Linked DNA regions of Homo sapiens: region 2 is linked to region 1. The links are chromatin contacts, found by Hi-C or POLR2A ChIA-PET in ENCODE. All regions are on one chromosome and are shown on one strand. Each heading gives the region's core, a stretch centred on a gene start or an enhancer-like site at or near the end of the contact. The rest is flanking DNA. Distances are from core to core; before and after follow the strand shown.

The links. A loop is a pair of places that touch in the nucleus more often than their neighbours do. ChIA-PET counts read pairs that join two places held with the same protein, here RNA polymerase II (POLR2A). Pooled maps may share reads with other maps.
Region 2: a map of heart right ventricle shows a loop between it and region 1 (2.0-fold over the local background). The contact joins two enhancer-like sites. A Hi-C loop is called at or near these places in 1 of 168 maps with a recorded cell type or tissue (heart right ventricle) and 8 of 50 pooled maps. POLR2A ChIA-PET finds 5 or more read pairs at or near these places in 3 of 52 experiments (GM12878, HEK293T and T-cell).

The regions. Positions count from the first base shown.
Region 1 is chr19:17,602,017-17,608,744 of GRCh38, reverse strand. It overlaps UNC13A (unc-13 homolog A), which reads left to right. Exons shown (of 44, transcript NM_001080421.3): 44 at 2,391-6,728. The coding sequence ends at 2,691. Among named protein-coding and RNA genes, the nearest start is that of COLGALT1, 50 kb to the right of the region's middle. RefSeq lists silencers at 2,085-2,304, 2,675-2,934 and enhancers at 2,019-2,923, 2,924-3,828. Within about 2 kb of position 2,509, at least 21 of the 41 ENCODE cell types and tissues checked have a DNase peak (open chromatin) inside an H3K27ac peak, as active enhancers do; they include GM12878, where a contact is called at or near this core.
Region 2 is chr19:17,736,161-17,742,342 of GRCh38, reverse strand. The region is part of intron 3 of FCHO1-AS1 (FCHO1 antisense RNA 1); the gene reads left to right. Among named protein-coding and RNA genes, the nearest start is that of FCHO1-AS1, 12 kb to the left of the region's middle. RefSeq lists an enhancer at 2,980-3,480. Within about 2 kb of position 2,967, at least 5 of the 41 ENCODE cell types and tissues checked have a DNase peak (open chromatin) inside an H3K27ac peak, as active enhancers do; they include GM12878, where a contact is called at or near this core.

The DNA.
Region 1 (6,728 bases), core at 1,260-3,759:
GGAGATCGAGACCATCCTGGCTAACACGGTGAAACCCCGTCTCTACTAAAAATACAAAACCTAGCCAGGCGTGGTGGCGGGCGCCTGTAGTCCCAGCTACTCGGGAGGCTGAGGCAGGAGAATGGCGTGAACCCGGGAGGCAGAGCTTGCAGTGAGCCGAGATCGCACCACTGCACTCCAGCCTGGGCAACAGAGCAAGACTCCGTCTAAAAGAAATATATATTATATAATTATATATAAAATATGTATTTATATTATATAATTATATATAAAATATGTATTTATATTATATTATATAATATATAATAAATATATATCATATAAATATATTTTTATATATTATATATAAATATATATATATTTATATACATATATAATATATATTTATATTATATATAAAATTATATATAGTATATATTATATAGTATAAATAAAATTATATATAGTATATATTATATTATATATAAAAGTATATATATTATATATTTCATATATTATATATTGTATATAATATAGTATATACAAAAAATATTAGCTGTGTGTTGTGGTGGGCGCCTGTAATCCCAGCTACGCGGGAGGCTGAGACAGGAGAATCGCTTGAACCCAGGAGGTGGAGGCTGCAATGACCCAAGATGGCGCTACTGCAGTCCAGCCTGGGCTACAGAGTGAGACTCAAAAAAATAAAAAATACAGAAATTAGCCGGGTGTGGTGGCAGGCGCTTGTAATCCCAGCTACTCCAGAGGGTGAGGGGTACGAGAATCGCTTGAACCCAGGAGGCACAGGTTGCAGTGAGCCATGATTGTACCACGGCACTCCAGCCTGGGCGACAGAGCAAGACTCTGCCTCAAAAAAAAAAAAAAAAAAAAAGTCTGTTCACGGGGGTAGATGGATGGTGGTGGTTAGCAAGGGTAGAGTTGGGGTCATCCGGGGTAGATCCTTGGGTCGAGTGTCAGCCTCACAGAGCACTGGGGCAGGGCAATGTTGTTGGATGTTCTTAGGAGACAGAAGTGCAGAAGAAAGTAGTCCCAGCTACCTGGGAGGCTGGGGCAGGAAGATCGCTTGAGCTCAGGAGTTTAAGGCTGCAATGAGCTATGATTGTGCCACTGCACTCCAGCCTGGGTGACCGACATAGCGAGACCCTGTCTTTAAAAAAACAAAAAACTATGGGCCAGGCGCGGTGGCTGACGCTTGTAATTCCAACACTTTGGGAGGCCAAGGCAGTGGATCACCTGAGGTTAGGAGTTCGAGACCAGCGTGGCCAACATGGTGAGACCCCCCCCCCCGCCACCCCCATCTGTACTAAAAACACAAAAAATCAGCCCGGTGTGGTGGTGCATGCCTGTAATCCCAGCTACTAGGGAGGCTGAGGCAGAAGAATCGTTTGAACCCGGGAGACAGAGGTTGCAGTGAGCCGCGATTGTGCCACTGCACTCCAGCCTGGGTGACAGAGGGAGATGCCCACTCAAAAAATAAAAATAAATAAAAATAAATAAAAATGCACAGGGGTAAGGGTAAATCAGAGCTGGTTAGCTGGTATTATCTAGGGGGCCTGGGAGCTCTTATGGGACAAGATTGAAGCCAGTTCCATGTCGTGTCAGCACAGGGCTCTTGGTCAGAAGGTTTTGGGGCGATTGGCCCCTTTAGGGGATACTCAGGAGGAGAAGCATGGTCTAGTGGGAGGTCAGATGTCAGCCAGGGTGGGCCGGAGTACTTCAGGGATAGAGGTACAACCTGGGAGGTGGACAAGAGGGAGAAGCTGGGCGTGACCCTGTAGGAGGGGCTCTTATCCAGCTGGCGTCAGGGCAGGTCACTGGGACTGCTTAGGGGCAGGAGCACAGGTGAGGGGCATGCGGGAGGCGGTGTCACCCATGGTGAGGCACCAGGGCAGGCTCATGTCTGGAGGGCATCTTGGAAGTAAGAGGGGTGGGCTGGGGGTGTGGGGGGCTGGGGAAAGGGCCACGTCGTGGGTCTAGAGGAGAGCCTGGTTAAAGAGCTTCTGGGTGGGACATTAGGGGCAGGGCCGTGCGGGCAGCAGTTCAGCCGGCAGAGGGCACAGGCGCGGGTATCTCAGGGTGGGAGCATGGCCTTGCAGGGCGGTGTCTGAGGGGCGGGAGCTGGATGTAAAACTATGCGGTCATTTTTCGGTGGGTGGAAAAATGGGAAGAACAGGCGTGGGCGTGGCCCAGCTCGGGGTCAGCTGCTGTGGGCGCGGCCAAGCACAGGGTTGTAGGTCAAGTAACGGGGCAGGGGCGGGGCTAGCGTAGCGTGGGAGGTGACAGGTGTGGGCACCCCGGTGTGGGCGTGGCCCGCAAATGCGGTGGGGACGGGGCCGTGGGCGGGGCATCACAGTAGGTGTGGCCTGTCTCACGTTCCGCCCCTCCCCACGCAGCACGCTGAGCGCCGACGCGGGTCCCGAGTGCTATGAGCTGCAGGTGTGCGTCAAGGACTACTGCTTCGCGCGCGAGGACCGCACGGTGGGGCTGGCCGTGCTGCAGCTGCGTGAGCTGGCCCAGCGCGGGAGCGCCGCCTGCTGGCTGCCGCTCGGCCGCCGCATCCACATGGACGACACGGGCCTCACGGTGCTGCGAATCCTCTCGCAGCGCAGCAACGACGAGGTGGCCAAGGAGTTCGTGAAGCTCAAGTCGGACACGCGCTCCGCCGAGGAGGGCGGTGCCGCGCCTGCGCCTTAGCGCGGGCGGTCGGCCGAGCGGCACTGCGCCTGCGCGGAGGGCGCTGGGCGGGGAGGGACGGGGCTTGCGCCTTGGTGGGACCTCCCCAGGGGCGGGGCTCGGGGGGCTCCACGCCAAGGGTGGGCTGCGCCTACGCCCTTGACTCAGCTTTCCCTTTTGGGGAATTAGGAATGGAGGATGCCCCGCCCTCTCGGGAGGCCACGCCCAAGGGCGCGACGAAGGAAGGAGCCACATCCCCAACTTGAGGCCACGCCCCCAGCACCTAGGGGGCATTTTGAGCTGGGATGGGGGAAACCTCGTCCCTATGGAGGAGGCCACATCCCGGGGCTCTGGTACCGGGAGGCACCACCTCATGTCCCCTGGAAAAGCCATAAGATGGGACCCAGACCCCTGGGACCCCAGACCAATTGCCAAGTATGGAAATCTCAGCTCCCTCGAGGGGGGGCCCTGGGCAAGGGGTAGGGCTCTCTGGAGCGCCCCTCTAGGTGGCCTGGGGACTGGAGGGACCAGGATGCTGGTTGGAGGGCCCCGGAATACCGGAGTCCCTTTAGATATTTGTGCAAAAAATAAATGGGGGGAGGGGGGAGGATGGGATTTCAAAAGCACATGCGCCCTTGGGCGCCCAAACCCTGGGGGCCGAGGGGACGGCTCTGGTTCCCCACGCTGCCCCTACTTCCCTTTGGGAGTTTGCCTCTCCCTCTCCCCCAACAAACCCAGTCCTCATATCATAGAGTTCAACACACCCATTTGACAGATGGCAAAACTGAGGCTTAAAGAGCTGCTTGAGACTTGGCCAAGGTTCCAGGTGCCATACCCTCTGTGCCCCTCCCTTAGGCCTGTGTGCCCCATGGAAGGGTGGGCTGAGATCGGGATGACCTGACACAGCTCCCTATTGCTGCTAATTCCCCCTCGGCCTCCTCCAAGGGGTGGGAATTCCAGGCCAAGACCCCTACTTCGCCTTTCCTTCTCCGGCTGCCAAGCAGGACCTTTGCCCTCAGCCCTTTCTCCTGGGATCTCCATGGGGGATGCCATGAGGGCCTCCCACCACAAAAGAGAATTTGGGATCCCCTGGTCCCAGGTTTCTCCATCCCTTCTTCCTTTTCCAGAATTTTCCAAATAGGAAAGAACAGAAGGAGACCAGAAACTCTAGGGGGGAGAAAGAGAATGAGAGAAAGAGAATGAGAGAGAGAGAAACACAAACACAGTGACACAGTGAGAGCTTAGTCTCCAAGAGCCTATTCATTGATTCAAACACCCAAGCCACAGGATACCTCAGATGGCCCTCTTGCCAGCTGGAAGCTCTTTCTCCAATGAGCAAAGTTACAGTGACCTGGCTGGAGTTACCTGGTGCACATAGGACCTTAGGGGAAAGTTCAGCGTGGACTACACTTGCTCTGGGATCTGCTTTTCCACATGTGTGTATGGCACGCCTTTTTCTGCTGGATTGGGAAGGACAAGATTTTGCTGTGCTAGGGAGAAATGAAAACGGGGTGAGCTGAGTAGCTGGGTTTCTGGAGGATAGAACATCAGATGGGGAGGCTTTCCGAGGTGAAGAATGAGAGGGAACCACTTACTAGAGAGAAAAGAGCTCCAGGCCTGGGGAACAGCACGTGCGAAGGCCAGGAGAGAAGAACTGTTGAAACAACGAGAAGGGTGGCACGGCTGGAGCTGAGCCAGCAAGGGGGATCGTGAGGAGCCTTGGGGTTGGGGAGATCTGCAGAAGCATCAGACCAGGCAGGGCCTCGTACGCAGTCCTGAGGAGTTTTACTTTTATTCTAAGACAGTTGGGGAGCTCCAGGAGCTGTTTTAAGTTGGGGAGAGACTGGATTCCAGCCTGCAAAAGCTGTTTTGTGAAGACTAAAACCAGTGAGGAGAGGTGGAGGTGCTTTGGGGACACTGAAATGGATTCTTGGAAAGATTCTGAAGGCTGTGTTGAAAAGACACCTATAGCTGTGGGGACATGACTATAATCCCAGCATTTGGGGAGACCGAGGCTGGCAGATCACTTAAGGTCAGGAGTTTGAGACCAGCCTGGCCAACATGGCGAAACCCCATCTCTGCTAAAAATACAAAAATTAGCTGGGTGCAGTGGTGCATGCCTGTAGTCCCAGCTACTCAGGAGACTGAGGCGGGAGAATTGTTTGAACCCTGGAGGCAGAGGTTGTAGTGAGTCGTGATCACACAACTGCACTCCAGCCTGGGCAACAGAACAATACTCCATTCCCTCCCCTCTACCCCACCAAAAAAAAAAAAAAATCCTGCCCTTAGATGAGCTCTAGGGCTGCTGAGTACAGTTGTCCCAGTTGCACAGTGCCCAAGGGTTTGGCATTGCTAAGAAGGCCACGTGCAAATCCTAGATATTGAGTGTTGTATGTTTGTGACGTTGGTTTCCCGACATGTGAATGGCCCAAGTGTCTGGAAGAAGTGGCGCCACTTTCTAATTTGCTTGGAGATGTTGCATGTCCCTTAAATTCAGACAGGTGCAGGTAACTGGAGGTTCTGAACCAAAGGTTAAAATGCAAATTCTCATACAGGGTTGGGAAGTTGTAGCCAGGGATAAGCTTATGTGACTGTTATATGGACTGAGGAGCAGATGTGAATTTCGAACCATGACATGGCTGAGGGTAGGGGTCGGGTGGATGGATGATTCAGGGTTGTAACCCATAGAGCCCAAAGGGGAAGTGATCTGTGACCTGGGGTGAGGGTGATCTGGAAGATTTTTGGATGGCTGGAAAGAAATGGGGAAGTCGAGCTGCCTGAGAGAGCCAAGTTATTTCCCAAAAGATTCCTTAGGAGTCTTTCTGTTCAAGACCTCCGTGTGTGTGTGTGTGTGTTTAGGGTTCCCCAGCAATGGCCCAGGCATGTGAAGGAAACAAGCTTCTTCAGGGAATATTTGTTGAATGAGTTTTCCTGACTCCCAGGCTAGAACTGTTTTTGCAATTTCCACCCTCTTTTCTTTCCCCCAGAGAACTCCTATTCGTCCTTCAAAACCCATCACGGAAACCCCTCTTGGAGAAAACCCTCCTTCCTTCCCCTCAGGACTTTCCCAGCCACCGTCTCTCCTCCAGTCCAGCCTGATGCCATGGGACTGGGGGTTTCTCTGTCCAGCTCTGTTTCTCCCAGACTGGGGTCTGAGGACTCTCAGGACCCCCAACTTTACCTAGCACAGGCTGGGCACAAGTGGGTGACAGGGAGTCTACGCCTAGTGGAATTATGTATTGGGGCAGGGTCAGTGTGAGAATACACATCCGCATGCATGTCTGTCCATGTCTGTCCGTACCAACCTTCCCCTTCCACACGGACCTGGGCACATAGGAGGTGTCTGAGCCTGACACATGGGACAGAGAGTGGACATGGCTGAGACACGGACAGAGAAAAGACAAGGAGTCCAGGGGGCTGAAAGCCTTTTGAAATCAGGAAGTTCCTGTATTGGCAGAACAAAGCCCAGAGAGGAGCAGGGCTTTCCTCAACGCCACCCAGCAAGTGGACACAGAGCCCGGCCTTGGATGACACCTCCAGGGTTCTGAACCCTGGACCTCGCTTTATGCAAGGAGCTGGCCCCACATTTCCATGAATCGGGGAAACAGCACAAGAAGGTTGGCCTGTGGCAGGGCAAGGGTTAAAGGGGTGACATTGAGGGATGCCTCAGAGTCAAAGTCCCCTGACCAAGAGGAATAGAGTAGAAAACACAGAGACAGAGGGTGAGATCACGCCCCGATGAGGACGGAGAGAGACAGAGATGGAGAGAGACATAGAGGTGGAAATATACAGAGAAAGATAAATGCAGAGACCAAGGCAGGGAGTGTCGGGGGAAGTAAAGAGGGTGTCCTGAAGAAAGAAGGATCTGTTCACTCTTACCAGTCTGTCCTCGAATGATTTGCATAAAATGAGGAGGTGCCTGTCCACACCCCCAATTCCTCTCTCAGGCCCCAGAGCCTGAGACCTCACCATGCCCCCATCAGAGATGCAAAAAACTAAACACCCAACTAGAAATCCTTGGGACCTCTCTCGGCTGGGATCTCAGAGCCTTTCTGTCC
Region 2 (6,182 bases), core at 1,718-4,217, 130 kb before region 1:
CCCATCTCAAAAAAAAAATTAGGTGGGCATGGTGGACTGTGCCTGTGGTCCAAGCTTCTCAGGAGGCTGAGGTGGGAGGACTCCTGGAGGCTGCAATGAGCCAAGATCATGGCACTGCACTCCAACATGGGCATGAGAGTGAGACCCTATCTTAAAAAAAAAAGAAAGGAAAAAAGAAAAAGAAAAGTTGCTGTTTAACACAATTGACTTGCCCTCAAATTCCTTCCTGGGTGAAGCCAAGAACCCTCTCAGACTAAGCCCCAATTTTGAGGCTTGCCTGTCCTATCACCTTCACGTGCTCAGCTGTTCCATTGAAGTGCATGTGTGTAGCAATTCCAGAATGTTTAACTGGGACCCACAGTGGGGTTTCAAACAGAAACTGCTCACCTTTTTCTCCAGCTTGAAACACTCCCCAGACTCCCCAGCACTCTTGGTAAAAACTGCAAACCTGTCTCAGCAGCCCATCATGCTTATGGGGTCCGGCCCTCCCTACATTCCTGTCCTCACCTCTCTCTACCCACCTCAATGCAGGGGGCACAAAAGCCGTTCCACCTCAGGGTGCATCTGACTGGTAACTTTCCTACCTTGAGCTCTTAGTTCCTGTTTGGTCCCCTCCTCCAGGAAGCCCTCCATCTGGCCTCCCAGGCTCCTTTCCCAACTTTAGCTCTTATGGTCCCTTCCTCCAGGAAGCCCTCCATCTGGCCTCCCAGGCTCCTTTCCCACCTTTAGCTCTTGTGGTCCCCTCCTCCAGGAAGCCCTCCTTCTGGCCTCCCAGGCTCCCGTCCCACCTTTAGCTCTTAGTTCCTATGTGGTCCCCTCCTCCAGGAAGTCCTCCTTCTGGCATCCCAGATTTCCTTCCCACCTTTAGCTCTTAGTTCCTATGTGGTCCTCTCCTTCAAGAAGCCCTCCAGCTAGCTTCCCAGGCTCCTGAAAACCCATCTGGTTTTCCTTCCAAGCCAGTGCTGATCCCCCAGGACTGGGATGTTATGTTAGGCATTGCCCCCTCCCCCTCCAGCCTGGGAGCTTCTTGGGGGCCCTGGCCCTGGTACTATCCACACCTGTCAGGTGAGGTCTGAACTGCATCCACACTCCCCCAGACACTCCACTCCCAAGCCTGGGCCAGGGGAAACAGAGCTCAGAGAAAGCAAGCTACTCTTGGAAGTCACACAGCAAACACACGTCAGAGGCAGGACTTGACATGGGTGTGCTGGTACCACAGCTCACACCTGCCCTGGGCCCAGATCCCAAAGGATGCTGTAGGGGGTGGGGAGGACAGGATGACATAGGTCAGGCCTGTCTGGAGTGCCTGGGGCCGAACAGGCCAGGGAAGAAAACTCAGGGGTCCAGTTGCCAAAACAGCCCAAGGCTCCCTGCTCTTCCTGGAGGTTCAGGCCAACTTTCTTATTTCTGAGACTGGGGAAGAGGAGAAGCCCAGAGAGGTTAAGGAACATTCCCGAGGTCACCCAGCAGTGCTGCCAAGCTGGGGCACAACCAACATTTCCCAAGAACCTGGTGTGTGGGTACAGGTACTGGGTCCTGTCCTGGGCAGCGGGCACCCAGAAACAACCAAGATGGAGAGGGTGCAGCTCTCATGGGCTCACAGTTGGGGGAATCAATATAAACATATTGACATATAAACATATAAACAAGTAAGAGTCTGCTAGGGCTATGGATTAAAAGGAAATACAACAGGAAGATGTGCTGGTGGACAGGACGACACTTTATTTATTTATTTATTTATTTATTTATTTATTTATTTATTTATTTTGAGATGAAGTCTCGCTTTTGTCCCCCAGCCTGGAGTGCAATGGTGCGATCTCGGCTCACTGCAACCTCCATCTCCCGAGTTCAAGTGATTCTCCTGCCTCAGTCCCCTGAGTAGCTGGCATTACAAGCGCCCGCCACCACGTCCAGCTAGTTTTTGTATTTTTAGTAGAGACGGGGTTTCACCATGTTGGCCAGGCTGGTCTCAAACTCCTGACCTCAGGTGTTCCCAAAGTGCTAAGATTACAGGCGTTGAGCCGCTGCGCCCGGCCTTATTTATTTATTTTGAGACAGTCTCACTTTGTTGCCCAGGCCATCTCAGCTCACTGCAACCTTCACCTCCCAGGTTCAAGCGATTCTCCTGCCTTATCCTCTCGAGTAGCTGGGATTACAGGCACCCACCACCACGCCCGAATAATTTTTTTTTTTTTTTTTTGAGACGGAGTTTTGCTTTTGTCGCCCAGGCTGGAGTGCAGTGACGCGATCTCGGGTAACTGCAACCTCTGCCTCCCGGGTTCAAGTGATTCTCCTGCCTCAGGCTCCAGAGTAGCTGGGATTACAGGCGTGTGCCACCACGCCCCGCTAACCAGGTTGGTCAGGCTGGTCTCGAACTCCTGACCTCAGGTGAGCCACCCACCTCACCCTCCCAAAGCGCTAGGATGACAGGAGTGAGACACTGCATCCGGCCCTAATTTTTGTATTTTTAGTAGAGACGGGGTGTGACTATGTTGGCCAGGCTGTTCTCAAACTCCCGACTTCTGGTGATCCGCCTGCCTCAGCTTCCCAAAGTGCTGGGATGACAGGCGTAAGCCACCATGCCTGGCCAGGACACTTTTAAGAGAGGGAGTCAGGAAGGGTCCAGGCAGTGGACTAAGAGGTAGCAAGGAGGGCTACCTGGAGGAGGTACCATACCAGGCAGGGCTCCACCACGCCCTGCCCCATCACTGCCTCTCTCTGGGAAGAGCTGACATCTTCCCAGAAATGAGCTCTGGCCACGCCCCACCAGGACCTGGCACCCCCACCCCCACCCCTCTTCCACTGGCGGGCCTCTCCCAAGTCCACTTTAAGCCCGCTTCCCCTGCGTCTCCCCTCCCCCAGGGCCCCATGGGATTTGGTCCCAGCTGCTCAGTGAGGCCTCCAGGCAGCTGCCTCCCACACTCTTCCCCCTTTGCGGGGGCGTCAATGTCACCCTTCTCTCAGTTCCTCCAGCAAACCAGGCCTTTGCCTCTGCCGGTCCCTCCTCCAGGAGCACCCTTCCCCTTCCCTAATAAGGCTCACCCTTTTGCATCCTTGGGAAGCCTCCTTTAACCCCCAAGGCGGCAGCGCTAAAAGGCTTCCTCTGAGCCCTCGGGGTGCGCGTGCCACCTCCCCACACCTCACACCATGGGCTGTTGCTTCTTTGTGTTTCACTCGCCCACCTGACACTGTTTGCCCAGTGGGAGGAACTTCCAACAGTTTTTGTTTTTATTTTGTTTTGAGACAGAATCTTGCTCTGTTGCCCAGGCTGGAGTGCAGTGGTGCGATCTCAGCTTACTGCAACCTCTGCCTCCCAGGTTCAAGCAATTCTTCTGCCACAGAGTAGCTGGGATTACAAGACGTGCACCAGCACACCTGGCTAATTTTTGTATTTTTAGTAGAGATGGGGTTTCTCCATGTTGGCCAGGCTGATCTTGAACTCCTGACCTCAAGTGATGCGTCTGCCTCGGCCTCCCAAAGTGCTGGGATTACAGGCATGAGCCACTGCACCTGGCCTAAAAAGCTTTTTTGAGAGTCAACTGGCAAGGAGACAGTAGGCGAAGTTCAAATCTGTCTCTTCAAGCTGGAGCTTGGGGGCAGGTTTCATAGGCAGAGGGTTATCATGGGAGAGATACGGAAATGCAATGGGGGTGATATGACTGCATCACGTGCAGGGGCGATGATGTGTTTTTGGTGCTCAAGTCCACACTGCAGTAAACAAGGCACCGCCCTCCCCCTTTTATTTTTTGAGACAGGGTCTTGCTCTGTTGCCCAGGCTAGAGTGCAATGGCGAAATCACAGCTATCTGTAGCCTCAACCTCCGGAAGCTCAAGTGATCTTCCCACCCCAGCCTCCCAAGTAGCTGGGACTACAGGCGTATGTTACAACACACAGCTAATTTTTGTATCTTTTGTAGACGGGGTCTCACTATGTTGCCCAGGCTAGTCTCCAATTCCTGGGCATGAGACACCACACCCAGCTTTCTCTTTTTAATTTGGTCCCCATTCCTTTTTTTTTTTTTGAGATGGAGCCTCGCTCTGTCACCCAGGCTGGATCTCAGTGACGGTGGGATCTCAGCTCACTGCAATCTCTACTTCCTGGGTTCAAGCAACTCTCCCTGCCTCAGCCTCCTGAGTAGCTGGGATTACAGGTGCGCACCACCATGCCCCGTTAGTTTCTTTTGTATTTTTAGTAGAGACGGTTTCACCATGTTGGCCAGGCTCGAACTCCTGACCTCAGGTGATCCGTCTGCCTGGGCCTCCCAAAGTGCTGGGATTACAGGCATGAGTCACCACGCCCAGCATAGTCCCCATTCCTTGATCCGAGTACTTGGGTTCTACCTGTAGTTGACTTTTTCATTCCACCCAAGGGTTATGAATTGGGCATGCTTTGTTCATCTGTTAATGCTCCAGCGATATGTGACTTGCACCCTGGGGGTCCATTGCACTGAAAAACGACTCATCATTTTGTTACATTTTGTTACTAACAAAGCTGAACCAGATTGGACTGGTTCTATGTTTATACCACACCCATTTGTTGTAGTCTGTTCAGCCTACAACAAAGGAATTCAGTGGTCTGGACAGACTATATGGCTTACAATACCAACAAAGTTTATTCTTTGGCTTTTTTTTTTTTTTTTTTTTTTTTTCAGAGTCTTGCTCTGTCGCCCAGGTTGGAATGCAGTGGCACGATCGCCTCACTGCAACGTCCTTCCTCCCAGGTTTAAGTGATTCTCCTGCCTCAGCCTCCTCCTGAGTAGCTGGGATTACAGGCATGTGCCACCATGCCTGGCTAATTTTTGTATTTTTAGTGGAGATGGGGTTTCACTACATTGCCCAAGTTGGGGGTCTCGAAATCCTGACCTCAAGTGATCTGCCCACCTCAGCCTCCCAAAGTGCTGGGATTACAGGCATGAACCACCGTGCCCAGCCACCTTTTGCCTTTTAACTAGAGATTTCTGTCCATTTACAACATTTGTTGAAATGACTGGCAAGTTCTATGTACTCTCCTCATCTTAATAGAGACAGAAACACCATCTCTACTAAAATTACAAAAAAAAAGTTAGCTGGGCGTGGTGGCAGGCGCCTGTAGTCCCAGCTACTCGGGAGGCTGAGGCAGGAGAATGGCGTGAACCCGGGAGGCAGAGCTTGCAGTGAGCCAAGATCGCGCCACTGCACTCCAGCCTGGGTGACAGAGCAAGACTCCGTTTTAAAAAAAAAGTTGCAGTTTGGCCAGGTGCAGTGGCTCATGCCTGTAATTCCAGCACTTTGGGAGGCTGAGGTGGGAGGATCACTTGAAGCTAGAAGTTCCAGGCTGCAGTGACTGTGATCCCACCCACTGCACTCCAGCCTGGGCAACGAGAGACCATCAAAAAAATATATATATCTCTACAGCAAAATCATGCCTAAACAAAATGGAAAAGTACATTTGGAAAACATTTACCACATAAGTTTATTATCCCTAATTTAAAAAAGAAAATTGTGTAGGAATGAGAAAAAGACAAATACCCAATGAGAAAAATATCAAACCAGCTAATTAGAAAAAGGCCTGTAAGCCAGGCACAGTGGCTCACGCCTGTAAATCCCAGCACTTTGGGAGGCCGAAGTAGGATCGCTTGAGCCCAGGAGTTCATGATCAGCCTGGGCAACATAGTGAGATCTCATCTCTACAAATAATAAAAGAAATTAGGCGGGTGTGGTGACGCACACCTGTGGTCCTACTTACTTGGGAGGCCAAGGTCGGAGGATCACTTGAGTCTGGGAGGTCGAGGCTGCAATGAGACATGATCATGCCACTGCCCTCCAGCCTGGGCAACAGTGAGGCCCTGTCTCAAAAGAAAAAAAAAGGGCTGGGCCCAGTGGCTCATGCCTGTAATCCTAGCACTTTGGGAGGCCAAAGTGGGTGGATCACCTGAGGTTAGGAGTTCAAGACCAGCCTGGCCAACATGGCAAAACCCCGGCTCTACCAAAAATACAAAAAATTAGCCAGGCAGTCCCAGCTACTCAGGAGGCTGAGGTGGGAGGATCACTTAAGCCCAGGAGGCAGAGGTTGCAGTGAGCCGACATTGTGCCACTGCAGTCATCTAGGTGACTGAGCGAGACCCTGTCTCAAGAGAAAGAAGGAAAAAGGCCTGGGCTGGGCACGGTGGCTCATGCCTGGAATCCCAGTACTTTGGGAGGCTG